Linked DNA regions of Mus musculus: all the other regions are linked to region 2. A link is a loop called in an ENCODE intact Hi-C map of the cell type or tissue named here. Cell type or tissue: left cerebral cortex. All regions are shown on one strand. Region 1 overlaps Rgs22 (regulator of G-protein signalling 22). Region 2 holds the start of Rgs22 (regulator of G-protein signalling 22). Region 3 overlaps Rgs22 (regulator of G-protein signalling 22). Region 4 overlaps Vps13b (vacuolar protein sorting 13B).

Evidence for each region. A loop is a pair of places that touch in the nucleus more often than their neighbours do. Peaks named below come from ENCODE experiments on the same cell type or tissue, not always from the same donor. Only the 100,000 strongest peaks of a DNase experiment are listed, where the experiment ranks them.
Region 1: it touches region 2 in a loop (2.3-fold over the local background); 2 of 42 quality-filtered maps call a loop at or near these places.
Region 3: it touches region 2 in a loop (5-fold over the local background); 3 of 42 quality-filtered maps call a loop at or near these places.
Region 4: it touches region 2 in a loop (3-fold over the local background); 2 of 42 quality-filtered maps call a loop at or near these places.

Annotation. Positions count from the first base shown.
Region 1 is chr15:36,012,505-36,020,504 of GRCm38, forward strand. Rgs22 (regulator of G-protein signalling 22) reads right to left here. Exons shown (of 28, transcript NM_001195748.1): 23 at 3,110-3,265; 24 at 574-669. Among named protein-coding and RNA genes, the nearest start is that of Cox6c, 78 kb to the left of the region's middle. In left cerebral cortex, no CTCF peak of the experiment used is centred here; DNase peaks (open chromatin) are centred at 3,038 and 4,423.
Region 2 is chr15:36,135,449-36,143,448 of GRCm38, forward strand. Rgs22 (regulator of G-protein signalling 22) reads right to left here and starts at 4,952. Exons shown (of 28, transcript NM_001195748.1): 1 at 4,880-4,952; 2 at 4,431-4,459. The coding sequence starts at 4,904. In left cerebral cortex, no CTCF peak of the experiment used is centred here; DNase peaks (open chromatin) are centred at 4,589, 4,917, 6,318 and 6,619; H3K4me3 peaks cover 1,026 bases; H3K27ac peaks cover 2,413 bases.
Region 3 is chr15:36,076,139-36,084,138 of GRCm38, forward strand. It overlaps Rgs22 (regulator of G-protein signalling 22), which reads right to left. Exons shown (of 28, transcript NM_001195748.1): 12 at 7,489-7,603; 13 at 5,775-5,900; 14 at 4,679-4,780. Among named protein-coding and RNA genes, the nearest start is that of Rgs22, 60 kb to the right of the region's middle. In left cerebral cortex, no CTCF peak of the experiment used is centred here; DNase peaks (open chromatin) are centred at 3,265 and 3,751.
Region 4 is chr15:35,766,489-35,774,488 of GRCm38, forward strand. It overlaps Vps13b (vacuolar protein sorting 13B), which reads left to right. Exons shown (of 62, transcript NM_177151.4): 36 at 3,968-4,375. Among named protein-coding and RNA genes, the nearest start is that of Mir875, 110 kb to the left of the region's middle. In left cerebral cortex, no CTCF peak of the experiment used is centred here; DNase peaks (open chromatin) are centred at 15, 4,868, 5,223, 6,961 and 1 more place; H3K27ac peaks cover 397 bases.

The DNA of each region.
Region 1 (8,000 bases), 120 kb before region 2:
TTGTGAGAGTTCTATAGTCTCTCAGCTAGCAACTTATTTTGCATTTCTAAGTGTTGAAAAATTTGTTTAATTAGTTGAAAAGTTAGTACTGTCCTAAGATGCAAATGTTTTTCAATACAAGTCATTAAAAATGAGTATAAATGAAACCCATGATGGTTCAGAGAGTTGGTGTGACGGTGCTCATAAGCCTGCAAGTGTCTTGTTGGCGGGTGTGCTCAACAAAGAGTTCAGAAACAGAGACTGAGCATTTAGCATTCACTGTCTTCAGGTTTACCCTGGGTGAGGTTGGGAAGGACTCTGGTGGACCACATGCCTAGTATTCATGAGGCCCTGAATTTCAATCTCAACGCGCTCTGAGAGAAAAGAAACCCTCCAAACCATAAAATATGACTTTCCTTTATCACACTGATTGGGTAATTTCATCTCCCAGAAGACTACCATCTTTGCCCATTTTCATACCTGTCCCATACTCTGACCAGCAGCACCACAGAGCTCCCTTAGCCCAACAACCCCCTGCAGCTGTGAGCACCATGCACTTGCTGCTCTAGAGAGGAGTGTGTCCTAGAGTCTTACCTGCCGGCCATAGGACTGCAGGACTAGTAGGGACTCGCTGCCTAAGACAGGTTTTGTAAGAGAGCCTGTAGTACTTGCATACTGCTTAACTCCACTCTGCAAGTAAGAAACCAGGTTATTCCAAAATGGATAATGCGAACTTAAGAGGTTATAATATCACACAAGAACATAGTTCGACCACAGTTGAAGTCTCAAGCCACTGTTAAGCGCACCTTTCACTCTGCCATGTTAATATGAAAACACTGAATGATAAACGAGATGAAAATGAGGTAGAATATAAAAATCTAAGCATCCGAGGAGGACAACCGATAGTCCTCACGAACATATATCTACATTTCCACAGGGAGAGCGCATGGGCATAGCATTACACACGATGGAATCGGGGTGCATGGGCTTGTTTTCATGCAGGTATAGTGGGGAAATGTTCCAGTGTGAGGAATACAGAACTGCAGGTTGGCAGGCCCTTGTGTGGCTTAACTCCTAGGTGTTTGCCGAGAGGCAGTATGTGCTGTGTGGTGACATGAATACACCATATGTACACTGTAGTGGCTGAATGGCCTCACACACAGATATTTGCTGAATGGATGATATAGTAACCATGCCAGTATGTTCAATGGATGAGTGGAGGATATGTAATACCAACTTTCATTCTTTCAAGTAGAAACTAAGGTCATTTCTAAACTTGTACATTAGAAATCAACCAGTACACAGAAAATCTGTGTTCACTTCTGTGATGAGTCCCTCATGTACAATAATTTCCTACATACATGTTACCTGAATTAGAAAGAATGAACATTTTTTTTTGTTTTTTTTTTTGGTTTTTTTTTTTTTTTTTTTTTTGGTTTTTTGAGACAGGGTTTCTCTGTATAGCCCTGGTTGTCCTGGAACTCACTTTGTAGACCAGCCTGGCCTCGAACTCAGAAATCCGCCTGCCTCTGCCTCCTGAGTGCTGGGATTAAAGGCGTGCGCCACAACGCCTGGCTAAGAATGAACATCTTAAACAATGTATGTTGTCAAACATGTGTGTGCACATGTGCGTGCAAGTGTGCACACTTTCACACGCATGCCAGTGTGTATTTTCATAAAAGTGTGGGTGTGCCTGTGTATGGAGGCCAGAGAACAACCTTGCTTGCCAGTGCCTTGTTTTATGAGACAAGGTCTTTCGTTCCTCCTGTCTCTGTCTCCCAGCTCTGGGATGACATGAATGTGCCCAGCTTATTCTGTGGTTCTGGGGTCAAACTCACAGCAAGCTGCACCGCATTGACTTAGCTTCATTGATGAGACAGTACTTCTATGATCTAGTTAAACTGGACAGAGCATTCCCTAAGGTTCCCTCCACCCTTCTGTGATTTCTCCATTGAATTCCCATCAAGAACGGAAGTAGAGGACACAGCTGTGCCATCCTGACATAGAGATCACCATGCCTGCTGAGACAACCATCTTTACGTGTGGCTTGCTGGGCTGCATATGTCCTCCTCTGTCCTTTACTCTGGGATGTGAGTGTTACAATTCTCTCCATTTACTGACAAAATGAGACTAAGAGGAAATGACCGTTTTGCTGAGAGGACAGATCTGGGGGGAGAGGGAGGGCATTAGCTGCTCTCTGGACAACCCAAATCCAGTTCTCAGCACCCAGGTAGGCAGCTCAGAATAGACTATAACTCTAACCGCAGGGACTCTACACCTTCTAGTCATCATGGGGACCTACATGTATGTGACACATGTATAGACATACATAGAAAAATTAAAAATAGTAATAAAAAGAAAACAACCAATGGAATAGAGCTAATGATAGGGCTAGGATGAAAAGCCAGGAAGTCCCATGAGGATGCTCCTCACCATACTGTGCTGTGTGCTCCCGAATGAGCAAATACCTTTCAATCATATGGTTGAATAGTTTTTCATACATACATGCCAGCTAATTATCTTACATGCTTAAGTCATATAGATACATACTACTACCATCAGCTGATAAGTGAAATTGGCATTCCAGGTTGGGAGCCATGCCCATAGAGATGCCTCTCAGGAATAGAGCAGGAGCTGCCGCTCTGGCATCTGCATGTGCTTGTACAGGTACCATACACATGCATATGCATCTCTCTGTCTCTGTCTCTGCCTTTCTTTGTCTGTCTCTGCCTTTCTTTGTCTCTGTCTGTCTGTCTGTCTATCTGTCTGTTTCTCTCTCTCTCTCTCTCTCTCTCTCTCACACACACACACACACACCCACACACACACACACACACACACACACACACACACACACACACACAAAACACACACACAGGAGAAGTAGGATCACTCCAGCAAATGGAAGCTGCTGGTGTTGTCTAGAGGTGTCAACAAAAGCCTTCCTGAAGAACCTATCTGACATCACTTCTGGGAAATTCAGAACAGCCGGGTTGCTGTGAAGGAAGGCTTTGCAGTTACTTCCTTAGCGTCTCTGCACACTTCCCCAGCCCACATTCTTCTATCAGCCATGCAAACCACCTTTCTTTTCGAAGTGTGCTTGCGGCGGATGGGATGGGCTTGCTCTTACCTTTCCCGCCTTGTCCTCTTCTGTGTCTGACGCTTTCCTTTTCTGCTTATGTTCCTGTCTTCTCTCTAAAACACTCATGATTTTCTCGTCAGTTAAATTCTTCCTAAACTCACAAAACTGTGGCCAAAACTTAAACAGAACCCCAAAAATTGTCATCTGTATATATAAAAAAAAGTATGTCTCAGAATATGATTTTCTACAGATGTACTGATTTAACTCTAGTATACCACAATAGAGGATTAGCTTCTCTATCCTTAATCTACACCGGGTCTCCCTCCCACACCTTGTCTGAGACTTCACAGCACAGAGAGCTCAGCACGTGCTTATCAGCAGGGTTTTTAGCTACCAGTGGAAAGTCCTTTAAAACACTCACAGAGTACACTTAAAAGTGCCTTTAGTCTTTATGTGTCTCTAACCAACTGGTCAAATTAGTAAAGACTCCATTAGGTCTTCTGAAATAAGAAATTGATGTTCTTTTTTTAAACTACCCCAGTTGGTCAGCCACTCTCTGCAGTGTTGTGCAAGTATTTCAAGTATTCAGTTCATCAAAGGAAACAAAGCGTTCCCCCCCCTACTCCCCGCACCCTCCCTGTCTTTTAGAAAAAGGAAATTCCATTTTGCCTCTGGAAAGCTCTTAAACAAAGCTGTGGATCTAAGAATAAATCCTGAGTAACTTTTAAATGACGTAATCTCTCTTTCGTGTAAGAGGGAGAAAAAGTAACATTTAAAAAGCAAACCGGCATGCTAGACCAAGCCTCTCTAAGAGGACACCACACATTAAATCATTAATTATGATATTTATAGAGATAAGAGTAGCTGTTGTAATTCCTGTGCTGAAGTTTTACATTAGCTCCACAGGCATATATTATTTCTAAGATAGGACTCTCCACATCAAATCAAGTCCAACATCTTATGGCTAAGAGTAGCTATTACTTAATGCCTTGAAGAAAAACGAGCCGTCCCATTAGGCTCCAAGCCAACTCTTAGAGTAAAAGAGGAAATTATTTTCAAAGTAAATGTTTGAATCCTGAATTAGCAAAAGTCACTACTCATCTCTTCTAGGCATAAATATAGTTACTTGCTAAAATTATTCATTCCCTTTGAAGTACAATCTTGTTATTGAATTCTGTAGCTTCCTTGGAAGCATGGATATAAAATTTGGAGAGCCATGTCAAAGGATGCCTTAGTAGACAAAGCATTAAACGGATTCTAAATGACATCATTACACCCATGGCTCATTGCAGCTCTCGCAACTCCACATCAGAGAGGCTTCTAATTGCAACAGATGGTGCTCAACACAGAGCCTCACAACTGTCCAAGGTGCAGAGAGGAAGAAATTATGAAATGCTCTATGAAACTAAATGGAGCATACATACCACACCCCCTCCTACAAAGGCTCGGGAATCGTTTGCAGAAGAGGGAGGGGAGGGGATGTAAGAGCCACAGGCACTGGATTATTGCAAGGATACTGTCTTCCAGACAGAGCAGAGCAGTGGTGACAGCACGCACAATGTCCGTGCAAGCCCAAGCCAGACAAAATTCAGGCATGGAGATGGGAGTCGGACACACAGTCCCATCCCTAAAGGTGGAGCTACTGGCAACTGTTAGCACTGGGAGAGGGAGGGAGGAAGAGCCTAAGAAGGTAGCCCCTGATAGGTTGGTCATACTTCGGCAGAAAGCTACGCATCTAAGATTATTTGGGTAGCACAAATTTGGTCTTGATGGGTGAAATAAAAAAAAAAAAAAAGGAAAAAAGAAGAAAAGGCACAAAGATGGGTGGGTAGGCTGGATCTGAAAAGAGTTAAGCGGGCCTGTGTACAAGACAAAAGCACATTGTGTGAAACTCTTGAATATCAATTGATAGAGGATTAGATATTAGATAGATAGATAGGTAGATAGATGACAGATAGATAGATGATAGATACAATGTATACCATAAGTCTCTTCAACTTGAATGCCTGTCTTCTTTTAGTTGGCATCTATTAACCCTATTTCTCAGTTATCTCTGTAAAACTCGAGGCATTCTCAGCTTAAAAATGTGCATGCCATACATCAGCCTTTCTTCTAAACGTTACCTTATCAGGACCCATGTTTTCAATGGAAGGTATGAAAATGTTATAATCCCCCAAGTAGCAATTGAGATTTGAGTCTAATATTAAATTAATATACATTCTTCTGTACCTATAGAATCTTAAAAGACAACCAATTTCTAAGAAAAAAAAACCTAATGTATAGGATATCCCAGGATTCAGGTGATAGCGCCATTTTCTATCTGGGGGTCTGTCTGAGGTAGGTTCCAGCTGGAGAGCACATGAACACAGAAGCAATAGAGCTTCTTGGACAGGGTTCCTTCAGGCCTTCACCCTAAGCCAGGAGGTGGAGCTGACCCTCAGTCCTCTGTGCACCTTCCCTGCCAGAGGAGAGTTGGCCTCCAGGGAGTGCTCTGGCCCCCTGGATTCAGGAGTGAGCTGGTCTTCCATGAGTACTAACAGAGGCAAATAGACACACAGGAGGAACAAGCTCCAGCCAGAGACAGCTGGAAAATATAACACCAGAGATTACCAGATGGCAAAAGACAAACATAAAAATCTTTCCAATAGAAACCAAGACCACTCGGCATCATCAGAACCTAGTACTCTCACCACAGCGAGTCCTGGATACCCAAACACACTGGAAAAGCATAATTCAGATTTAAAATCATATCTCATGTTAGGAGAGGATTTTAAGAAGGGCATTAATAACTCACTTAAAGAAATACAGAAGAACACTGCTAAACAGGTAGAAGTCCTTAAAGAGGAAACACAAAAATCCCTTAAAAATTACAGGAAAACACATCCAAACAGGTGAAGAAATTGAACAAAACCATGCAAGATATAAAAATGGAAGTAGAAACAATAAAGAAAACACAAGGGAAACAACACTGGAGATAGAAATACTAAGAAAGAAAACATAAGCCAGAAACTTGAGCATCAGCAACAGAATACAAGAGATGGAAGAGAGAATCTCAGGTGCAGAAGATTCCATAGAGTACATGGACACAATAATCAAAGAAAATGCAAAATGCAAAAGGATCCTAACTCAAAACATCCAGGAAATCCAAGACAAAATGAGAAGACCAAACCTAAGGATAATAGGCATAGATGAGAATGAAGATTTTCAACTTAAAGGGCCAGAAAATATATTCAACAAAATCATAGTGGAAAACTTCCCTACCCTAAAGAAAGAGATGCCCATAAACATACAAGAAACCTACAGAACTCCAAATAGGATGGGCCAGAAAAGAAATTCCTCCTTACATACAATAATGGGAACAACAAATGTACTAAATAAAGATAAAATATTAAAAGCAGTAAGGGGAAAAGGTCAAGTAACATATAAAGGCAGGCCTATTAGAATTACACCTGACTTTTCATCAGAGACTATGAAGGCCAGAAGATCCTGGACAGATGTTATACAGACCCTAAGAGAACACAAATGCCAGCAAAACTCTCAATTACCATAGATGGAGAAACCAAAGCATTCCATGACAAAACCAAATTCACACAATATCTTTCCACAAATCCAGCCCTTCAAAGGATAATTAAGGGAAAACTCCAACACAAGGAGGGAAACTACACCCTAGAAAAATCAAGAAAGTAATCTTTCAACAAACCTAAAAGAAGATAGCCACAAGAACAGAATTCCAACTCTAACAACAAAAATAACAGGAAGCAACAAGGACTTTTCCTTAATATCTCTTAATATCAATGGACTCAACTCCCCAATAAAAAAACGTAGACTCACAGACTGGCTACATAAACAGGACTCAATATTTTTCTGCATACAGGAAACCCACCTCAGGAACAAAGACATATATTACCTCAGAGTAAAAGGCTGAAAAACAATTTTCCAAGCAAATGGTCCCAAGAAACAAGCTGGAGTACCGATTCTAATATCCAATAAAATCGACTTTCAACCCAAAGTTATCAAAAAAGACAAGGAGGGGCACTTCATACCAATCAAAGGTAAAATCTATCAAGATGAACTCTCAATTCTGAAAATCTATGAACCAAATGCAAGGGCATCCACATTCATTAAAGAAACGAAGGAAAGCTCAAAACACAAATTGCATGACACACAATAATAGTGGGAGACTTTAACACCCCACTCACATCCTGGAAACAGAAACTAAACAGAGACACAGAGAAACTAACAGAAGTTATGAAATAAATTGATTTAACAGATATCTATAGAACATTACATTCTAAAAAAAAAAAAGATTTGCCTTCTTCTTAGCACCTCATGGTACCTTCTCCAAATTGGTCAGAAAACAGGCCTTAATAGATACAAAAATGTTGAAATAATCCCATGCACCCTATCAGGTCACCACAGACTAAGGCTGGTCTTCAATAACAACATAAATAATAGAAAGTGAACATACACGTAGAAGCTGAACAACACTCTACTCAATGATAACTTGGTCCAGGAAGAAAGAAAGAAAGAAATTAAAGACTTTTTAGAGTTTAATGAAAATGAATCCACAACATACTCAAACTTATGGGCACAATGAAAGCAGTCCTAAGAGGAAAACTCATAGCTCTGAGTGCCTCCAAAAAGAAGCTGGAGCAAGCATACACTAGCAGCTTGATAGCACACCTGTAAGCTCTAGAACAAAAGGAAGCAAATACACCCAAGAGGAATAGAAGGGAGGGAATAATCGAACTCAGGGCTGAGATCAACCATGTGAAAACAAAAACAACTATATAAAGAATCAACCAAATCAGGAGCTGGTTCTTTGAGAGAATCAACAAGATAGATAAACCCCTAGCTAGACTAACTAGAGGTCACAGGGACAGTATCCTAATTAACAAAATCAGAAATGAAAAGGGAGACATAACAACAGAATATGAGG
Region 2 (8,000 bases):
TCTTGTATTCTGTTGCTGATGCTCGAATCTATGGTTCCAGATTTCTTTCCTAGGGTTTCTATCTCCAGTGTTGCCTCACTTTGAGTTTTCTTTATTGTGTCTACTTCCCTTTTTAGGTCTAGTATGGTTTTGTTCATTTCCATCACCTGTTTGGATGTGTTTTCCTCTTTTTCTGTAAGGACTTCTACCTGTTTGATTGTGTTTTCCTGTTTTTCTTTAAGGACTTGTAACTCTTTAGCAGTGTTCTCCTGTATTTCTTTAATGGAGTTATTAAAGTCCTTCTTGATGACCTCTACCATCATCATGAGATATGCTTTTAAATCTGGGTCTAGGTTTTTGGGTGTGTTGGGGTGCCCTGGACTGGGCGAAGTGGGAGTGCTGGGTTCTGATGATGGTGAGTGGTCTTGGTTCCTGTTAGTAAGATTCCTACGTTTACCTTTCGCCATCTGGTAATCTCTGGAGCTAGTTGTTATAGTTGACTCTGTTTAGAGATTGTTCTTCTGGTGATTCTGTTACCGTCTATCAGCAGACCTGGGAGACAGACTCTCTTCTCTGAGTTTCAGTGCTCAGAGCACTCTCTGCTGGCAAGCTCTCCTCTTACAGGGAAGGTGCGCAGATATCTTGTGTTTGGACCTCCTCCTGACCGAAGAAGAAGGCCCAAAACAGGACCTTTCCCAGAAGCTGTGTTGCTTTGGCAGGTCCCAGAAGCTCTCAGCTTCTGTGGTGCACACTCTCACCTATACAGACAAAGTTCCTAAGTTCAGTGGAGTCCGGGAACCAAGGTGGCGCCCGCTGCTCCTGAGGCTGAGGCCTTCTGAGCCAGGCGGACACCTGTCCTCTGGTCGGGACGGTGGCCGGCTGTCTGCGGCCTGAAAAGAGTGCTGCCTCAGTGGCTCTGTGGCTCCGCCTGTCCCAGAAGCTGTCCGGTTCTGTGGTGCACCCTCTCACCTGTTCAGACTAATTTCCTAAGTTCGGCGGAGTCCCAGAACCAAAAAGTTCAACTTTTATACATAAAACGTTTAAATAGCTGGGCATAATGACTCATGCTTGTAACCCAGCATGCATGAGGCAGAGGCAGGAGGATCAGCCTACTTTATACCACGCCAAGGAAAGTATAGTCTACATAGAGTTCCAAGCTAGCCAGGTCCACATACAAGCAAGACCCTGCCCCCAAAATAAGCCTCTCACCTAAAAGCAGAAATTTACATAAACACAGCGTCCCTGGCAGACAAGTGGCTGATTCCAAATGAGTTACTCTATGCTTTGAAAACGAAGACCCTGTGTGAAGGTTAAGATCCTTTGTGACATCCATAATAACAGTGTAGTTTTAGATTACTGATTGAGAAAATATGAAGAAAATTATTATAAACACAGGAACACCGAAAACACTGCTTCTTAAATGAAATACAAAGTTTTTTTTGCCTGTGTAACCCTGAGCAGCGTCCAGGCTGCCATCAGGGTTCCCTTCGATCATGATTCTCTTATCCTAGGACGCCTCCTCAGGATCCAAGATGGTTGCTTCTGCTCCAGCACCCCATCATTGTCCCAGCGAGAGGAAGAAAACTGGTTACTCTTCCCTTCTAGACGTACACGAACTTTAGAATCTCAGTACCCAGCTTCCAAGAACAAGCCTGTGATGGAAGGTCAGCTACCCGACCACTGGAAACATCAGCTTTCCAGAAGTAGGGCCCAGGGCCCAGCCTTCCTACTCATGCCTCTCACCAGGACCCGGCCACATGACAGCACTTGCCTGCAGGAGAGGCAGAAAGGCTGGGCTTTACTCTGGATAGTAGAGTAGCTAGGATCTTTTTCTAAGAATGTGTCGTTTATTGATAAGAACACCAACACACATTGGAGAACCAAAGCCAAGCATATGTTTGAGGAAGGTTAATCATTTAAGTAGTCAGCCAACACTTGGTTGAGCGTGTGAATCTGAGGATCTGGTCACAAACTGGTCCCCATGGGAAGCTGCCCAGTGCCGACAGTCTGCATGACGTTGGGTTTGGGAAGGGTTTTGTGCAGATGACCTGGGACGGAAGCAATGTGCCAGCTTGTGACACGGGTGAGGAAGGGTGACCCAACACAACTGACAGCAAAGGAGGCAGAAGGCTTGGCCAGAGCAGAGCGTGGGGAAGTGTTTGCAAGTTCACAGCAGGGTGAAGGAATATGTATCCTAGAGAACAAGGTAGGGCGGGCAGATTAAGGAAGACCGAGCCTTTGAAGGGCTCCATGGGTCACTAGATAAGTGGCCATAGAAGTATCTTAGTATCATAGTAAGTATCTTACTTCTATGAACTTTGGCCTCCTCAGCTATGAAATGTGGGAAATAGCCACTACCTCAGAGGGCTGTCCTGGGGTTAAACATCAGTCTGTGGCCAGCATTCGGCAATACTAGCTATTCATCAAGTTTCTTACAGTGGAGTAAGACGTTTTGGAAAGAGCTAACAGCAATACGACAGCCATGGGAGACTCCAGGACAGCCGCTGCACACAGTTTGCATCTGATGCTTTAGACAGAGAAGAGTGTCAACTGAGAGAAGGAATATCGAATTGGTATCACTTAAGACTATAGCCAAACTCTGTGCCTGGCGATGAAGCCAGAAATAGAACCGCAGGTCCAAGGTCCATGATATGGAGACAGACATGGCTAGGGAGGGAGGGAGGGAGGAAGGAAGGCAGCATGGACAACTGAACAGGAGTGTGCCACTCACCAAAACACAAGAAAACAGTGGAAAGGCAGAATCGGGGGCTGGAGAGCACAGGTGAGGATTCTGAAGAGGTGACACAGGGACACCTGATAGCTCACCAGATTATGTAGAAGCATCAAATGTGTTGTCTGGACACAGACATGGTACAGGAATCTGCAATCCACACAGCATTGAAGCATCTAGATACAAAGTCTGAAGTGATGCGGGGTTGCACACATAGCAAGTTGCGGGCCGCACAGGTTACGTCCTAGCAACACCGAGAGCAGATGTGGGGATGGCATATGGACTTGGGATTCTCAAGAGATGGGGAAGGGTAGAGCTACAGGGGCGAAGGAAGAGCTCACCCACAAACTTCTGGAGAGCAGAGTCCCAAAGATCAATACCTCACAGGAGTGGGGAGAGAAGCTGGGAAGGGAAAAGAAGACTGGGATCAAGGCCTGGAACTCAGCGGGTGCCCAGGGAAGGAGGACAAGTTGAGCACAATCACTCAAATGCTAAGTACTCATAAGACGCCCAGGCTGGATGGCACAGAAGAGGAGGAGCTGGCTCAGATGCCCTCCTGCGTGAAGCACTGAGGCTGAGTGATGGAATAACTTAATTTCCCGTTAAACGGGGTTCGGCCAATATATGGAAGCATTTCTGATGTGCTGTGTGTACCTGTATGTTAGTGTACATAGAAGTTTCTCTTTTCTCCCCCACCCCTCCTCCTCCTGCTCCCACCTCCTACTACTCCTACTATCTGCTGACTTAGCCTTCTCTCTTATGTTAGCCCCAGCTAGACTGTTAACGTTTTTGAGACTTAGACCCAGTATTTAGGACAATACTTTGAATACACAGTCACTCATGTTTGTTGAATGAAAAGCCAAAAGTAAATAGGATAATCAGTCAACAAGAGAAGTGGGTGCTAGAGTATTCACATTAGTAAATACTGGACGCGCTTTGAGCTCCAGCCTCAACGGTGGTAGGAAAAAGGGTTGCCTCTGTGTCTGTCTGTGCCCTGGGGCAAGCTCCTCGTGTAAGCAATATGCTTTCTAGAAGAGTCTCTAAAGACAGCACTCTCCCAAATGATAAATAGATTTGGCAAATATTTAGTATGCTCAATTTCTCCAAAATTCTGACCTGAGAACAATGTCTAGAAAACAATTTAAACACTTACAAATAGATGACTGGTTTCTGTTGCTGTTTTTGTGTTTGTCTGTTTTGGTTGTTTGGTTGATTAGTTTTGGGTTTTTTGGCTTTGTTATTTTATTATTTATTGATTGACTGGGTGGTGTTGTTGTTGTTGAGACAGGGTTTTTCTGTATAGCCCTGGCGGTCCTGGAACTTGCTCTGTAGACCAGGCTGGCCTCAAACTCAGAGAAATCCTCCTGCCTCTGCTGGAGTTTAAAGACCTGAGTGCTACCATGGGGGTGGAGGTGAGGGAGGGCTGGTATTTTTTAAGACAGGATCTCACATAGCCTTGAATTTGCTATGTCACAAAGGATGACCCCGACTCCCAGCCCTTCTTTCCCATCTCTAATGCTGGGGTGAGCAACTTTACCTACTAATGTTTACTGCAACCAGGAGCTGCCCTGCACATCACAACAAAGCCATGGAGACAGCCGGCCTGCCCCCATAGGGACAGCAAGGGTACGGAGAAACTACATGAGGTCTTTTACAGAAGAAAGCTTTAGCCCGAAGAGAATGTAAAAAAAAAGACCCGTTCTCGCCACTGTGTACTCACAAACTCTTCTTCTGTAACTTCTGGCGGCTCTGGAAGGAGACAAAACGTTACCTTTTCGTACTCAGATCTTCCTTTTAGACTAACTGAAATCATCTGCGACAGCCCCTGGCGCTACTGTATATACATATATCCCGGGTGAGCTCAGTAAAATGTTCATTATCCGCACATGGATTACATTTTAAGGTAGGATTCCAGGTGAAGGTGGGGAGGAAAGACCTTTGGACTTTGGCTTGGGACCCACTGTCACCCCAGAGCTAACCTAAGGCCCCCATTTGCAAAAGGAGAGCTTAGCGTGGTTAGCGCACAAGGTAATAGCGACTGCCCTGGGGGTTCGTATAAAAGGCAGGGAGCTGGGGCTGGGGACCCGGGCTTGGGCTGGAGGCTTGGGGCTGGGGTCGAGCGCGGTCCGGGTGCCCGAGCACTGCGGCAGGGCGCCGGGGCCCACCTACCCGCCGAGAGCCGCTTCTCCGGCATCCTGTCGGGGGAACCCAGCTGCCCGGCCCCGCTGTCTGGGGAGCGACTGCCGCCCCACGGCACGCGGCCTGGGGCTGCCCGCTGTTGCCATAGAGCTGGACAAAGCAGAGGCGCCTGGGCCAGGGGTGGCGGCTGGGGAGCGGCCGTTACTGTGGAGATCGCACGGCTCCTGGTGGGGAAGGGCTGTTGCGGGGGCGGGGGGAGCAGATCCTCCCACAGCGAAGGACCGCAGAGCCAGGCCTCAGTTTCCTTAGGTCAGACGCCTGTAGCAAAAGGTTTTTCATAAACGCTGACCACTAGGAATTACCCGAACTGGGGACCACAGATTACAGTTACCCTAAAATGTGTGTTCAGGAAAGGAGTTAGGAAAACAGAGCCCTGTGTACTGTGGCACACACCTGCAATCCTAACAGTTAACAAAAGAAGGCAGGAGAATAGAGTTACAGCTTGTTCTCAGTTACTAAGAGTTTAAAGCCAGCCTGAGCTACAGTAAAGCAAAACCACAAACAAACAAACAAAAAAGAATTTATTTAAATAGAAAAGATAAAAATTTAAACACAATTATTCTAAATACTAAAAATATTTATGTCCCAAAAATAATTTATGTCCCCCCCCCCAAATTTGTGTTTTAGTTGAGATAGGTTCTCATGTAGCCCAGGCTGGCCCTGAACTTCTGATCCTCCTGCCTCCACGTTGCTTGTACAGGTTTTGCAGGTCTTTGCCCCAACCCTGGCCAGAAAATGAAGCTCAAAGTCCCTGTCTGGGAATGGGTATGACTTGGGTGTGGAGTGATAGGGTGGGGTATAGCTCCTGTTAGACATTTGCATTGGAAATACTGCTTCCTAATTGTTTTATAAAACTTATCCCATTCTGTAGTTCTGAATTTCCTCAGTGGTACCAAATAAACCCCAAAGCTAACTGCTTGCCCCTTCCCAGCAGTACTTCCAATGCAAATGTCTAACAGGAGCTATACCCCACCCTATCACTCCACACCCAAATCATACCCATTCCCAGACAGGATCTTTGAGCTTCATCTTCTGACCGGGGTTGGGGCAAAGACCTGCAAAATCTGTACTAGGAAGGTGGAGGCAGGGGGATCAGAAGTTTAAGGCCAGCCTGGGCTACTTGAGAACCTATCTCAACTAAAACACAGATTTTGGGGGGGGACATAAATTATTTTTGGAACATAAATCTTATGACCGTTAAATGATACATCTTCCGAGTAACTCAAAGTTTCCCCCTAGAACTTTCCCTCCAAACCCCACATTCAGGTAAATACTGGATTCAGCCAGTTCTACCTTAACATATTTCTGCATTTGGGCTCTGCTCTCATTTTCCCAAGAGCACCCACACACAGCCTTAGCGCTAGCTCCCATCTGGTCTGCTGTAAAAGCTTCCTAACTTGTCAGTCTTCCAGGCTTAGCTCCCAGCTAGGAGTTCTCTTTAAATCCATTATCCATGCTGAAAGCAAAACCAGCTATCTAAATGCAAATCTGACCTACTTAAAACCCGCCAGTGGCTCCACATTTGACTCCTCAGTGTGGGGCAGGTATTTGTGTGCCCTTAAGACAATGGGTGCCTATATTTCAAGGAAGCAGACACCTGCTCCCTGGTTGTGTTTATTGCTATTGCAGTATGACACAGGAAAAAGACCTAAGTGAAGTGTTTGTTGCCCTTGCCAGACAAAATCCGAAAGCCAAATGAAGCCAAGGGAGAGCAGTGGGAGGGAACAGAAGTGAAGGGAGATGGTCCTCGTGGGCTGCAGCTTCAGCTGCTCACTTTGGCTGCTGCTGTGCAGAGGATGTAAACAGCTCAGCTCCAAGCAGGTACTAGCTGATCTGATGGTGGCCAGGCAGCACGGCTTCCAGGTCTCACATCTATATTTAGGAGGAGAGCTGAGGGGCGGGAGCAATGGCTGGGCAGTCGAGAGCACTAGAGGGTTCAAGTCCAGAACCTGCATGGTGGCTGAGAACTCCAACTCCAGTGGTCCCACCACCTCTTCCTGCATGGATGTAGTATACACGATCAGGCACATACACATAAATAAATGATAAAGAATAGAGCCTAGCGAATCTGACAAGTTGGGTGTAGGAAAGAAACAGGTATTTGGGGATGACTCTTAAAGATTCTTGTCTGAACGCACAGAAGGGTATTGTCATCAGCAGAGATGGGAAGGCTGTTCAGGGCCACTGTCAAGGAAGTCCCTAAACCAAGATTCCCAGTTTGCAGTTGACACAGGACTTCAGAATGTGGGATACGAACTTGAGAGTCAGTATACAATTTGTTTTTCTGCCACAATGGCCTTTTCTTTACCAGGAACATTTCCTCACGTGTGCATGTTCCCATGGACTCCTACCACTGGCTTCTACTCTTGTTTTTGCAAACCCATACCTTAAAGCCACAGTACTATTCCAGTCACTGAGCCAGAAATGCACCTTCTGGGCAGTAAGCTGCCAGGCACTGGAGGCTGCATCCCATGTCAGCCTTTTTCTCTGCATCACACCCACAACCATGACCTGACAGGCTAGTGGCTGCCGGTTGAACTTCTGCAACTCCTCATTTCAGTTACCTGCCTGTGCTCTGCCCACGCATGCTCGTTCTGGCCAGACAAGTTGATAACTTCATCAGTTTAGCATGGACAGTGTCTCACGTTTTGCCCCCTCTTACCAGGAGCCCTGAATGGGAACTTAAATAGAACAGCATTGTTCTTCTGGGTTTGTAGTTTAGAAAACAGATATAGAGAAGGTTTTTTGTTGTTGTTGTTTTGTTTTGTTTTTTTACCCAGACAGCTATTAATACATTTTTCACATTCCAAAGCCTTTGCCCTTAGATGGTGTGCTGACTGGTTTCTTGTCAACTTGACACAAGCTGAAATCATTAGGAAGGAGACAGCCTCAATTGAGAAAATGCCTTCAGATCACCAGGCTGCAGGCAAGGCTGCAGGGTATTTTCTTAATTACTGATTGATGTGAAAGGGCCTAGTCCTTTGTGAGTAGGGCCACCCCTGGGCTGTTTGGTGGTCCTGGGTTTTATAAGAAAACAGGCTGAGCAAGCCAGTAAGCAGCAAGCTCCAAGGCCTCTGCATCAGCTCCTGCC
Region 3 (8,000 bases), 59 kb before region 2:
ATGGGTGTGCTGAAGAGCAAAATGAAAACAGGATCTTTTGCAAAGCACAGCATGGTTCAGACAGGAAACCCAAGACATGACAAAAATGCACTCCTGAAAACACTAGAGAAGCGTCAGCTGAGGACAGAAGAGAAGCCAAAGCCTAATTCCTGAGATTTGAGAGGCAAATCACAGCTATAGGCATACTGTGGTAAACACTGGACTCCAACGCCAAGGTAAGACTGTAAGGGCAAGTAAGAAGACACCTTCTGGGCCTAGCAAACACAGAAGTGGATGCTCACAGTCAGCTATTGGATGGATCACAGGGCCCTCAATGGAGGAGCTAGAGAATGTATCCAAGGAGCTAAAGAGATCTGCAACCCTGTAGGTGGAACAACAATATGAACTAACCAGTACCCCGGAGCTCTTGACTCTAGCTGCATATGTATCAAAAGATGGCCTAGTCGGCCATCACTGCAAAGAGAGGCCCATTGGACACGCAAACTTTATATGCCCCAGTACAGGGGAATGCCAGGGCCAAAAAGTGGGAGTAGGTGGGTAGGGGAGTGGGGGGGGGGAGGGTGTGGGGGACTTTTGGGATAGCATTGGAAATGTAATTGAGGAAAATACATAATAAAAAATATTAAAAAGAAAAAAAGACACCTTCTGCAAGAACAGAGGCAGAACCAAACACCTACATCTCCACAGTGCCAGAAGGCGCAGTTTACAGATGGAAAGGAGGAGGGACCCGTGGCAATGGACTCGAACAAAGTGGAAATAGGGGTGGACATGGTCAAACACACTATATACACCTATGCAGATGTCACCAAGTCTGTTATTATATACTTAGTGTGTGCTAACTACAAACAACAAAACCATCAAGTCTATACTGAGCTAAGTCATCAGAATAAAACGGACATTTTCAGGCAAATGAAATCTGTGGTTTGTTTTTACTGCCTTCTTTTCCTTTTTTTCAAATTTAACTTTTATTTTATTTCTAATAGTGCTTGCCAATGAGCCAGATTTTCCCAGCTCTGCTTCTTATTTTCCTGAATTGTACGTATTTTTGTGCACATATGTCAGAACACAGTCAAGAAGGAAGCTATTTAAGAACTCTGAGCTTGTGAGAAAACTTCAAGAAGTTGGGAAGAGGTATGCATCTGCCATTGCAGATGGACACTCTGAAATATTATGAGTTCCTCTTAATCTCCTCCAGCCCTGGGGTCATCAAGGACAATGGCTAAGGGCAAGGAGACAGTGGAAGTCCCCAGAAAGAAAGCAGACCTCCAGCTAAGGGGCACAAGAAGTCAAGCCTCCTGCCTGGAGCAAATTTAAGGCCCTGTGCACCAAGGAAGAAGTTATTCTAACAACATACCCAGAGTCCCATGTCACCTGAGAGTCTTTGTCTGGCAGTCCTAGCTGCTTAGGCCTGGGCTTCTGCACTGAGTGTCTCTGAGCGAGTGTATGCTCTTATGTTCCTTACCCTCCTTTGCCTCAGCTATAGCTGGGTGGATCTAGCTCCTGTTATCTTTACTAAGGACTCTGAGTTTGTGCCTGGACCTAGGGACCATAATAGACTCATTCATTCGTTTGATTTGAATTAATTTGATGAATGACTATTTAATACGACATCATAACATTTGTATTCCTACTAAAAGGCAAATATGGGCTTATGTTTTGCAAGATACCAGAACTATCAACCCTATGGGTCTCTTTTCAAGCTATTGTCCAGATCTTTCTGATCAGAATAATTATGTAACCAGGAGTACGGGTCATAATTTAAATCCTGGTTCTTGGTGGTAGAGCACACACACAATGCTTTCACTGTTCCAACGTTATTTGTTATATTTATAATTTGCTCGCTTATATGATAGTCACACATCGTATGACAATTAGATTTATGCACAACATCTCAAACCAAAACCACCCTGAATCTCCTGCTAGTAAAAAATAAAACAGGGGGAGATGTTTGAACACAGTTTATGAACGAAGCCGTGTGAGGAGATTTCTGAGTGCTTATGAAAAGAATTCCAAGAAACCAAGACAAGAGTCTTGTGATCTCAATTTCTTCAAAAACATGGAATTGTTCTTGGATTATGCTTCTGTGCCCCTCCCAGTGTAGCAGATAGGCGTGAGTTTACTACAGATTATTCATTATGACTGGATATTGTATTTGTTTATATGCCTCTGTGGAAAAACATGTTTCCCCCACGTGTGTCTTGTCCTTGTGATTACACACTTTACTCGGGTGACTCTTCTTAACCCTCAGAGTATAAACTGTCTGATGCTCTAAATAAACTTGGTTATTGTATGAGACTTTAGTCTGCCTTCTCTACCATCTCCCCTTTCCTAGATTCCACCAACTCTAGACCAGTAAACATGCATGTATATTTATAAAAATATCTAATATGAATCTAACACATATGTTTGTAATTTTGCAGCTTTTATTGCCACATGAAGTTTCTTAGAAAGATTTAAGAGGCAGCTCATTGTTAGTCCTCTCACTAAAACAAGCATCCAGTGTGAAGAAAGGTGCAGAAGCTGGTCTCCAAACCTATCAGTGCTGTGTGGTCCCAGAGGCAGGGACTGTATCTATACAATGTCAATCGCACCATTGGTTTCTGACTGTTCACTATGTTCTCTTGAAGCCCTGTAGGGAAATCTTCAAGGTATGCCCTAGACACCAGTTCAAACTCTTGGGCTCATGAGTCATGCTAAATGCTTACTGTTAACTCACCTCTGTCTACTTTACTACCCTATACTATTACTTGGGAGAATAAAACTATGTATACAGGAAATCATGTAGGTCCTTTGGCATCAACTTCTAGTGTCTTGACTAATGCAAACACATAAAAATGATGTAAAACCAGGTCCATAGTACAGTTAGCATGGAGTGCCACATGAATAGATTCCCTTGGTGGCATTATTATTTCAAAGATCTATATCATAAGTAAATTTTTGAAAAAAAGCCATACAATACTTATATTGTTATTAAATGAGTGATTTTTATACTGTGAAATAAATCGATAATACCATGATATCATAGACAATTTCTCTACTAAGAGTAACAAAATCTTTGGGTAGTACAACTCAAACTAGTTGAGACAGTTTATTCTTTCTACCAAAAATAAAAACATAAAGTAACTCCCGGAGCTAGATTAAGACACATTCTAAAATCGCATGGATTTGCTCCTCCTGTTTCTCACCATTCATTCCTAAAGCAGAGTGTTCTACATGGATCTGCTGCTCCCATTCCTGCCTTGACTCCCCAGAAGCAGATCTTGGGAGAAAACTTCCAGGACTTGGCAATCCTCAAATAGACAACCCATTTCTAACTAACTGCAGTGATCCAGATGTCCAGTTTCTGAGCCATGCAGTTAGCTGAATGACAGCATTGCTAAAAAGTGGTGAGCTTACAAAGCCCAATAAACTCTCATTCATATGTATATGGAAATCTGGTTGATTATTAACACACACACACTCACTCACACACACACAAAATCCCACTTCACTGAGCAGCTGAAGATTTTTGGAGGAGTGTTCTTTGAGTAGTGAAAACATAATGAAAATGACAGATGGTAGGGACAGTAGGCTAGGGGAGGAGGGTAAACAGAGTTACAGGTAATGGGTTAACAAGCACAACTGTGTGGTCTCAGAAAACTAGAGATTCACTTCATGATTGCATAGAGACATCTGGGCTATGGAAGAGCCAGAGTCCTTATTCTCACGGCACAAAGTACCAAGCTGTCACTGAGTTACAAAGCAGTTACTCATGCTGGAGTGGAGAGTGGGGGGAACAGCCAGACACGCAGCAGTACACTCTGGTGTCCTGAGCAGGATTATAAAATAATAATGTGATGAAACTAATTCTCTGAGCAGCATCTGGGGGTAGGATCCTCTGTGATGGGTTATTTGGGGTTATAAGAATCACTGAGTGATCAACAGATAGAGAAGCAGTTCATAGTTGTCTAGTCTTGGAGACCTCTCTCCATAAAAGATCTATAAAAAACCTAAGAATAAAACCCCCAAAAGTCAGCTGGAGTCATAACTGTTCTCATCTCTACCGCCTGCCCCCTCCCTGAAAAGAGGCCCTGCTCTCTGTCCCTAACCGCAGAGGACCCTCTGTTCCTCCTCCTCTAGGTTGTTGTTCTTCTTCCTTCCCTATTTTGCTTCAGGGTGGTCTAAAATGCTTTCTCCTCCACCCTCTGAGTGCTGTCCCATATGGCATGTTAGCATGGAAGCCCAGGCACCTACGTGGGACCTGCGCTTGCACAGCGACCTGCCAGCAAGCAGCCTGGCACATCTGAAGGCAGACATCTTCAGGAAGCTCGGGGAGCCCTGGTCAGAACTAGGGCTCTTGCTCGCTGCAGTGGCTCACTGCAGCCACTCCCAGGGTTCTTCTCGATCCCTACAGGCAACCCCCAAAGGAGTGGGGAAAGAGATGGGGGCATTCTTTATTCGTAGAACAAGTCATTGACAGGAAAAGAAAAGAAAACAAACCAAATCAAATATTCAAAATGGAAAACTCACAAATCAGATTATAAATCAATATACTCTGCTAACATTTAAACAAAGGATTCCTGGGGCAATGATATGACGATGCCTTCCACCCCAGCTCCCTCTTGTCTGGGGCTGAACACAATTTCCATTTTCCAGTGCACTTACAGCTTTGCACAGAGCAGTGTTATCTGCTACTTACTTGGGCTTGCTTGCATACTTTGAAAGGTTGAAGTGTTTCTTGGTAGAACAGCTGATGATAAGCCTGGAGGTCAAACCAAAAGTACACACTGTGCTTCCACAGCTGCAGACGGACGGAGAAGGACAGAGATCACCACCCGGTTAGAGAGGCCCGCAGAGCTGTACCTCACTGGACAAAAGCGCTCATTTCCTTGCTGCTACCACAAATCAGCTCCAACTTAAGCTGCTCTCAACCTTTCATCACAAACTGGCAATGTACAATACTATTTACTGCTGTGGTCAATAGAATGTTGTAGTCTTACATGCGAGCATCCCATAGAGTTGATCATTAAAGTAGTAAATGCTTAAAAATAGTAATGGATACAAAAATTGCAAGGGTTCTAGTTGAAATGTAAAGAGCACACATTTGTGGCATGAAAGCAAATCTGAGGGCATTCTGATATATCAACATATGAGTAAATGCATATCACAGCAGAACTAAGTATTAACTACTGACCCAATTAGTCACTGCTCATTTGGATCATATAAACATTGATCGTGATTTTAAAAACATTACTGGAAATCATTTTACCTCCACTCATAACATAAAGTTGTTAGAATTATTAAAAGTTAAGTATTAAGCCGGGCGTGGTGGCGCACTCCTTTAATCCCAGCACTCGGGAGGCAGAGGCAGGCGGATTTCTGAGTTCGAGGCCAGCCTGGTCTACAGAGTGAGTTCCAGGACAGCCAGGGCCACACAGAGAAACCCTGTCTCGAAAAACCAAAAAAAAAAAAGAAAAAAGAAAAAGAAAAAAGAAAAAGTTAAGTATTAACAGAAGTAAATGAAATATGGCTTATTAAATTGAGATTAAATTATATGATTAGCCATCATCAGTAATGTATGTCAATATTTATCTTCATTTTTCTTTGTAATTTTAGTAAGACCAAAGAATTACAATTTGGGCAGATGGTTAAAATTTTTCTAAGTGTAGATTTAAATTTATCAGATGGGAATTTGAACATTAGATATATTTATTTCAACACAAAGTTATTTCAATGCCACTTATTTTAAAATCAAATAAAATAATAAATCCAGATTTTAAATAATTATTTTCTACCTTGTTCCCTGAATTCTCACAGAATTTAGTAAAGAAGAATCCCGCTCTGTTTTCTACATACAAAGATTGCAACAAGTTTTCCATGTCAAATCCTCCCAAGGCTCCAACATTTGATACAGTTTTAACCTAGATTTAAAAAAAAAAAGTTCATTATCTGCTTAAACACAACACAATACTTTTTGTTTGTTTTTAAAAGGTTCATTTATTATATTTCTATGAGTAAACTGTAGCTGTCTTTGTTGTGAGCCACATGTGGTTGCTGGGAATTGAACTCAGGACCTTTGAAAGAGCCGTCAGTGCTCTTAATCGCTGAGCCATCTCTCCAGGCCCGTAATTCTTTATAGCATTGTACAAAGCAAGGTTTGTAAATTCTGCTGGGCTGTCATTTTATTCTTATAGTGTATAGATATAATTAATGCAATGTGTTTGCATCTGACTGTCATGTAAGATTCGTTTATGAAGCCCAAATTATGGCAGGAGAAGCCATTCTACTAGAAACCAGTCAAATTCCAAGACTTATGTTAGAGCAAATCTCTGACTTCAATTTCTTTGCCGTTTCGGGCTCAGTGGCCCCACTGGGGAACCTTCCAAGTCTCTGTTGGTGGCCTGGCTCCTACATATTTACTGTTATTTTGGCCTTGAGGTGCTGCTATTCTAGTTACACAAGCGGGTTATAAAAAGAACCATCTCCAAGGCCTCTGGTTGCTGCTTGTTAACTCTGTGTGTGTGTGTGTGTGTGTGTGTGTGTGTGTGTGTGTGTGTATCCCTCTTTGGACAGTCTTGCCCCACAGGTCATGGCCTCCAGAGTGGAAATAACATTGGAAGTTCTCATAAACCTCTGCTGTTTATGACTTCTCTGCCAACAATGCTAGCTGCCCTAATACTACCCTTAAATCAGGGAGAGCTGGCTGCGTCTCCAGCACACAGTGGCTCTCGAATGTGAAGAGGTGGGGGCTCGTCTAACCTCAGTATTTGTTTCTTGGAACTTGGATTTCTTTATGCTCCCCCAAACAAAGATGGTGGGGACAGGTTTTTATTGCCTTTATCACACTGTCTGCCTGCTAAACAAATTCTGAGATGAGAATACAATGGTTTTCATTTAACATCTAACAGCACTTGAAGTAGGGGAAAAATCATAATTACTAGAAAATGAGAACTATTTACTTAAGATAATTGTGCAGAAATACAATTTTAAGTGTTCAGATTGTATGAAAACTGCTGCTGATTTTATTCACAGTAGACTCTCAGGGGCTGTGAGAGCTTCATTTAAGTCTTCATTTATTACGCCCTGCATTAGATGCTTGTTGTCAAAGTAGCTGTACTCTGGAAACCCCTACCTTCACTTTTTTTTTAAAGTGAGATTTCCAAGACATAACATCCAGTGTTACTTTAATCAAGTGTTTAAAAACTGCACAAGAGTACCAAGGGGTCTTATTGTGTGTCTGAGGCAGCAACACTAGGCCAGAACAGCCGCTTAGAATACTTATCAGAGCAACACTCGATCAGAGTGATCAAAGTGGGCTGGGCAGAGCAGCAGGGTTGGGCAGAGAAGTGCTACAAAAGCATGCATGGAGGAAGGTCCTGTAGGAAAATTCCAAAACGTGTTGCTTAGTAGAGAAAAAATATATATACATATGTTAAAAAAAAAACCCAAATCTCTAAACTCAGAGGCACTGGTTGATTAGATGAAGAACACGGTCCTTAAAATACTCACATTATGCTCTTCTGTGTAAGTGTATTTTCTCTCCAGCTGGGGCTTCAGACACTCGGAGATGTCAGTAAAAGATGTCAAGCGGACCACAGTGGTGCTCTCTGGTAGCCTCTTTGACCTAAGTTATAGACATGAATAAACTCATCAGCTAAGGGGTCTGTCTGCCCAATGTCCATCTGCACTGCTTCCAAGAACTCAGAGTTCATGTTGAAAGCATGAGTGCATCCCTGAAACGGAGCACAACTCTGCTCCCTTCACCTCTCCTAGAGTCTGGCCAGGGGATGGAGAAGAAGGAAATGAAAGCTGTCTGAATTGGGGGAAAAATGTTAAAATGATCTTTACACTCAGGTATATTATACAGGATTTACAGGAAAAAACCTGCTAACACTAATAATTAAGTTCAGTTAGATCACAGGATATCAATTATTTCTGTATACTAAAAATGGACAGAACAAAATGCAATGTTCCAATTCAGACAGAATATCCCTTAAAAAAAGAAAATATTTAAAAATCAA
Region 4 (8,000 bases), 370 kb before region 2:
ACTTGCTGTGAGGCCACAGAATCTAGAGGCGCGCACATAAAGGGCTGTGAGGACAGAGCAGGTAAATCAACCATCTGTTTTCCCCACAATATGTATCCTACTACTTTATGTAAAACTCCAAATTTTGCAAGTCAAAAATATCTTTCAGCAGCATATGTTGCTGATTAACTAAGTATCTAAATGTGGAATGAAGCAGACCTCTGTCTCACACAAGACACAAAGATTAATTCACAGACCATAGACCTAGATGTAAGAGGGAAAACTATAAGCCGCTTAAAAGAATCATATGTATAAACTTTTGTGATCTTAGGTTAAGTAGAATAAGCAAAATAATGGTTCTGTTGGCCTCACAGAAATCAAAATATTCAATGTTGACAAGCTAAAATACTGTGCTAAAAGCTAGTCAAAATAAAGTGAAAAGACAGTCCAACTGAATAGAATAAAGTATTTGCAAATCATGTATCTTGATTTTTAAAAACCTCCAATTAAAAAATCATTGGAATTAAAAAAAAAAATGAGTGGCCAGGTAGTGATGGTATACACCTTTAATTCCAGCACTTGGGAGGCAGAGGCAGGCGGATCTCTCTGAGTTTGAGGCCAGCCAGGGCTACACAGAGAAACCCTGTCTGGAAAGGAAAAAAAAAAATGAGTGGAGTTTAGGAGTACGGAGATGGCTCAGTGGGTAAACCACTTACTGCACAAATATGAGGACCTGTGTTCAGATCCGCCATGGAGCCATACGAAGTAGCACAAGCTTGCAATCCTGGTGCTTCTCCAGCACTAGGACATGACCTCCAACACAGGAGACTCCCTGTGAGAGCAGGGTGGAGAATGCAGGCCGACACTGAGCTGCTCTCTGATCTCCATACATGAGCCATGGCATGCCTGCCCATCTACAGTCACATATGTCTGTCTGTCTGTCTGTCTGTCTGTTCCCCCCCACACACACAATGAGCAGAGTGTAAATACTCATTTTCTAAGCATTTATACTAAATAGACAAGAAATACATGAGAAAACATTCAACAAATCAATCATTAGGGAAACCCAATCATGGGCAATCAAAATTAACATGAATGTACCTCAAGAGAATGTTAATACACAAAGGAAACACTGTATAAAGCATCAAACGTTTTATGGCTCCATTTGTATATGCAGTGTCCCTAATCCCCAAGTATGCAAAGACAGGGCTTGATTGCTGTCTGAGGCTAGGGTGGAAGATAAGCAAGGAGTGACTGCTGAGAGCTCTTAGTGTCACTGTCTTGTGTCTAAGTAACACTGGGAGTGACTGGCTGTGTGTCTATCTGTGACGATAGTCATATTTTGAACTTAGAATGTGAATATATCAATACGGTGTTTAAATTCCTGGACTGATGAGCTGGCACACCTGGAAAAGATGGTGTGCACAGTTGTGCCCTCAGGACACTTGATCTAAGTCCTTACTAGGTCATACAGGTAAGGCAAGATGGAAACAAGTGATAAAGGGCCAGTTTGACAACATCTGACATGTGACACATGTAAATGGGAATATAGATGTTAAGAAATTTCTGTAGACTCAGTAATAGTGTCAGGTCTTGGGACCTCCCCTTGAGCTGGATCCCACTTTGGGCCTGTCACTGGACCTTCTTTTCCTCAGGCTCCTCTCCCTTTCTTTCTTTTTCTTTTTCTTTTCTTTTCTTCTCTTCTCTTCTCTTCTCTTCTCTTCTCTTCTCTTCTCTTCTCTTCTCTTCTCTTCTCTTCCTTCCTTCCTTTCTTTCTTTCTTTCTTTCTTTCTTTTATTAGATACTTTCTTTATTTACATTTCAAATGCTATCCTGAAAGTTCCCTATACCCTCTTCCCCCCCCACCCCCCCGCCCTGCTCCCCTACCCAACCACTCCCACTTCTTGGCCCTGGTGTTTCCCTGTACTGGGGCATATAGAGTTTGCAGGATCTAGGGGCCTCTCTTCCCAGTGATAGCCAACTAGGCCATCTACTGCTACATATGCAGCTAAAGACAAGAGCTCTGGGGGTTCTGGTTAGTTCATATTGTTGTTCCACCTATAGGGTTGCAGACCCCTTCCGCTCCTTGGGTACTTTCTCTAGCTCCTCCATTGGGGGCCCTGTGTTCCATCCATTAGATGACTGTGAACATCCCTGTATTTGCTAGGCACTGGCAAAGCCTCACAAGAGACAGCTATATCAGGATACTTTCAGCAAAATCTTGCTGGCGTATGCAATAGTATCTGGGTTTGGTGGCTGATTATGGGATGGATCCCCAGGTGAGGTAGTCTCTGGATGGTCCATCCTTTCGTCTTAGCTCCAAACTTTGTCTCTGTAACTCCTTCCATGGGCATTTTGTTCCCTATTCTAAGGAGGAATGAAGTATCCACACATTGGTCTTCCATTTCTATCCCTGTAACTCTTTCATACAGGAATAATGATGGGTCAAGAGGTATGACTGTGGGATGGCAGCCCCATCCCTCACTTGATGCCCCATCTTCCTGCTGGAGGTGGGTTCTAAAAGTTCCCTCTCTCTACTGTTGGGCATTTCATCTAAGGTCCCTCCCTATGAGTCCTGGGAACCTCTTACCTCCCAGGTCTCTGGTGCATTCATAGAGGTCCCCCTGTCCCCCAACCTCCTATTTCCTGAGGTTGCTAGTTTATATTCTTTCTGCTGGCCCTCAGGGCTTCAGTCCTTCTCCCTCACCCAAGACCAGATCAGGTTCCCCTCTACTCCCCACTGCCCCTCACCCTGTCCACATTCCCTCCCAAGTCCTTCCCTCCCTCCCTCCTCTCTTGTGATTGCTTTCTTCTCTCTCCCAAATTGTGTATTCCTTATGGATTTTTTCTTTTTTTCTTTTTGGCTAATATCCACTTATTAATGAGTACATACCATACATGTTCTTTTGGGTCTGAGTTACCTCACTCAGGATGAGCCTGACACTATTACTGAGGCTATGGAACACTCACAAAAATCATGACTGCCCTCTGAAAGACCCAACAAGCAGCTGAAAGAGTCAGATGCAGATATTTGCGCTCAACCAATGGACAGAAGCAGCTGACCCCTGTTGTTGAATTAGGGAAAGCTGAAAGAAGCTGAGGAGGAGAGGGACCCTGTAGGAGGACCAGCAGTCTCAATTAATCTGGACCCTTGAGATCTCTCAAACACTGGACCACCAAGCAGACAGCATCCACTAGCTGATATGAGGTCCCCAAAACACACACAGTAGAGGACTGCCGAGTCTGTGTTCATTCAGAGATGAAGTAGCTAACCCTCAAGAGACTGGAGACCCCAGGGAGTTTAGAAGTAGGATGGGGTGGGGTGGGGACATCCACATGGAGATGGGGTGGGGTTGAGAAGAGGTGTGGGATGTGGAGCAGTCAGATGGTGGATGGGGGGGGCAGGGAATGGAATATGGAGTATAAAAAAATGAATTACAAATAAAATTAAGTTAAAAAAATTTAAAAGGAAAAAAGCAGTTTTCTATTAAAAAATTAGAAAAAACAACAAAAAAATTTCTATTCCATTTATTTTAATAATATACTTGAGTGTTCATCAGTCACAGAATCTTCTGCTTATAGCTGCTCATAAAGGAGAAATGAGCACTTCTGCATAAAAGGCAAGAAAAGGGTCAGGAAGCCAGTGTGGTGGGCAGACCCGTGATGCTTGGGATGAGCACTTTGTCTCATACTATTCTGATCCTATGATGGAATTCTGTTACCTTGGGAGACCAAATGGCAGTTTTGGGTAGGTGCCACACTGGAAAGCCTCCTCCAGCTTGCTGTAGAGCCTAAGGGCAGAGGTAGAAACCCCTGTGTGGGTGTGGGCCTTGTATGAGTGGCCAGCAGACCAGGTGGGTAGGCAGCGCAGAGGTATGTCCCTTCAGTCAGCTCTGAGAAGAGGGACAAGTGAAAGATCACAGAGCTTTGTACTTTGATTAGTATTTAACTGGGGAGCTCCAGTCACCCTGTTTCCTTTTTCTTGTAGCTGACATCTACTTGGATGTATCAAAGCCTTTGAAAGCAAACTTAAGTTTTACCAAACTCGATCAGATAAATCATTTTTTAAAGAAGATAAAAAAGGCACACAGCTCTGCACATAGCAAAGAGACCTCCACCCCGTCAGACTCTATACTGAATATGGATGAGCCTCCTGTCCCCAAATGTTACCGTGGAAAGTTGTCAAAGACCAAAGTTCACTGTGATGAAGCACAGAAGACATCATTTCAAGAAAACATTTGGAGAGCCATCTCCTGCTTTCAAAAAGTTTCTGTCCATACTACCCAAATCGTGGTCTCCATGGAAACTGTCCCGCACCCTCATAAGCCATGTGTGTTAGCATCACTGTCAAACCTCAATGGAAGCCTTACTGTCAAAGCAGCACAAAAAGTACCTGGTAAGTTACAGAAAGGGGGTAGGGTGGAATGGAGGGAGGAGGAGAAAACACCCTTTGTTAGCATGTGAAAAATGCAGTGTTTTAAGGACTTAGAGTCATTAGAGATGGGAACAGTTCTAGCTTGTGAAATGATTTCAGAGATGCTGATTTGGTTTGGTTTGGTTTGGTTTGGTTTGGTTTGGTTTGGTTTGGTTTGGTTTGGTTTGGTTTGGGGCTATTGTCATTTTGTTTAAGGTTATTTGTCTGTTTAAACAAATCTGTGAGCCAGGGTATTTCCTAGCTCTAAGCTGCTTCCTATCCATGTCTTGAGGTACATTCCTGCAGCTGTCTTTGGAACTGTTGGTTCCTAAGTTCCTTTTAGCTGAAGTGGCTAGCACAACATCGAGTTGAGCTTTGGAAGCCTTAGAACAGTGTTTCCACGGTGCAGTCTGTGGAACAAGCACAGCAGATCACCTGACACCTTACTGGGAATGTGTGTACTAGACCCCCAACCCAGCTTATGAATCATACTCTCTGGGCACAGAACCCAATGATGTGAATTTGGTCAGCCTCGCAAGTGATTCTAATGTGTCACTGGGAACCATTTATTTTCAAAAGAAAAATTGCCATGGTGGCAGATATGCTCTACAAGGTGCCCAGCTGAAGCTCAAGCCTGGGAGAGTATCACTGAGGTGTTGTGTCAGGCAGGCCACACCTGGCCGGGGAAAGACTGAAACTGTAGAGGGGCATGGAGCTAACTGGCCATGACATCTCCATTTTTCTCCTTTGCCACTATGACTAAGTAGTAGCTTTTCCACACTGAATCAGAGAAGGTGGGCACAAAGTGTGAGAGGAGAAAAGTCAACACAGGCAGGAAATAACCATTTCAGTCACAGAATCTGCTACTGGGAAAGCTGAGAGGCAAGTGCAGAAGTGTCACTCTGGAACAGAAGTCTCAAGAGGAAACCATATATTTTCCCACAATCCTGTGGGAGTATGTCCTTTTCCATGGCCCTGTATGGAGGAGGGTTGTGGACTGATTTTTGTCAGTCCCTAAGCTGTGTACTAAAAAGTAATTGTCAGCTGGAGACTAATTGTAATTTAGTTCTAGAGAGCCAGTTTGAGCACAGTGGTTTGGTTTTAATTTTAATAGTTGTGTAATAATAATATTAGGCCAAAACATAGTTAATGTCCTTCCTCTCTGAAATATACGTAATCAAGCCAGCTAAAAGATCTTTTTTTTCTTCCTTTGTTGTTTTTAAAGTCAGAAATGAAAAATGAAGGGTCTAGGAGACATGAAAGATTCTCAAACACTGGACACTAGAGTGTCAGGTCCTCCGAGCCCAACCTCACACCTTTCTAAATGCTGTCCCTTAATGGTGGCAGGGAAAAATTATGTCCCAAACAGAGGAAGAGCTTTAGACCCCCATGCAGGCCAGCTCTGCTCACATCGCATTATCTCTAGATTCATTTTTAAAGATATTTAACCTTCATAATTGTTTTCATTATGATACAATTGAACATTTTTTATTTAGCCAGTCAAATGGTCTATTTTTTGTAATTTTCCCTTTTATATTAGAAAAACTGTATAACCCTCTTCTTGTATAATTATGTTCTTTTATCTTGTTAAGCACAAAAATAGATACATTCGCCTTGACTAAAAGATACTTGGTATAATTCTGCTGGTCAGTGTCCAGCAAACATCTTAAAATAGTTTTTTAGAGTCACATTAAATCAAAATTGAAGTTAGTCACTTAATTTAAAAAGATGTATTATAATGAAACTATAACAAAATCTGTTGTGTGTAAATGAGATAGGGTTGGGACAGATTCTAGTTGTGGCTAAAGGCTAGCATCTAGGGAAACTAATTGAGAGATTACTGCATAGCTCTTTTTGGTTTTGTTTTTAGTTGGGGAAGATAGGATCTCTTTCTGGATCCCAGGCTAGCTGTAAACTTGGCCTTCACACCAGGATCAAGACATACTTAAATAAAAAATAGTTGCAACTGTATTTCAAAGAAAACAGTAATTTATCATTATGAATATTAATTTCATAATGCAGTTGAATATCTTCAAATTGCATGTTTTTTCAGTTAACTTGAAATACATTCGTTTGGTTTTGGCTTGTTTTGAGATAGGATATCACCATGTAGCTCTGGTTGTCCTGGAACTCACTACCTATGTAGACCATGCTTGCCCCAGATTTAAACATCTGCCTGCCTCTGCCTCCTCAGTGCCAGGATTCAAGATGTGCCACCACACCGGACAATTTGGTATTGTCTTGATAAGTGACAAAAATAAAAAGACACACACTACCAGCAGCCATATTTTTTTGTGTAGTTTTCAAGTGGTGGTGGTCTGTATTCAAACCAATTTTTATGATGTATCTTTGAGCTCAAAGGAATGACTGTCAGATTTTTATAGGTTGACTCTAATGCAGAAAAACTTCCCCAAGTCTTTGATTTTACAGTTTCTGTCACCATTGTGAGCATCTGCAGCAGCTGCACTTCTCAAATTATTTGCTGAACCAAATTGAGCACAGTGACAAAGTAGTCATCTCCGATGGGCTATTAAACAGAGAGGAGCGGTCTGCACACAGCAGAGCATCTGTTGTGCACATGGCGTCCTATAGAAGGACGCAAGATAAAATAATTGTCAAAATTTTTTCATTAAACCCTCAACAATTTGCACTTGTTTATCTGAATCTGCATAGCTCCCCAATGAGACAACACACTTGGGGTTTCTTTGCTTCTCCCTCACTTTTCTTTGATCCTTTTTGATGTGCTGACTTTAATAAACACAGTCAAAAACACTGTGCAAGAACATCATGGAAAAAACTACAAAGGAACGGCCCAGCAACAGAGCTCTGCTAATCCCTAACTTACGCAGGCTATTTTTAGAGAAATATTTTTTTAACACTCTTTATGTGACAATGTTATATAAACAGGGAAAAGCAGTCCTTCCCAGATGAATTTTAATTTAAGAGCTGAAATAGATTTGTAATTCTAGAGGAATCCTATGTGCTAAGTAATTCTTAGAGAAACACCATTGGGAATGTGCTGTAGGCATGTTCCCTCACTTGTCAAGAAGACCAAGAAAAAAATGAGTTTGCCTAATGATTTTTTTTTATCATCTAAGCTATTAGAAACCTATGGAAAGTATGTGGGGAAAGGGAATATAAAAGCATGAAACAAGAAAGCTAATGTTTGCTGGGCAGTGGTGGCGCACACCTTTAATCCCAGCACTTGGAAGGCAGAGGCGGGCTGATTTCTGAGTTCGAGGCCAGCCTGGTCTACAGAGTGAGTTCCAGGACAGCCAGGGCTACACAGAGAAACCCTGTCTCGGAAAAACCAAAAAAAAAAAAAGAAAGAAAAAAAAGAAAGCTAATGTTTTTCCTCAAACGTTGATACATTTGTGCAACCTAGAGAGCTTTAATATTCACTTACTCGTTTTAAAAATAATATAGTAGAAATTATTAACTGAGCTTGTTAAAAGAATTCCCATTTTCATTTTGCAGAATACAATATAATACTTCTAAACTATGACTATTTCAAGGGACTTTCTATTCCTCCACTCTGCAGATGCTTGTGCAGCCATGAATCTTACAACTAACTCCTCTCTCCTAGAACACTTATGTTCTCCCATGT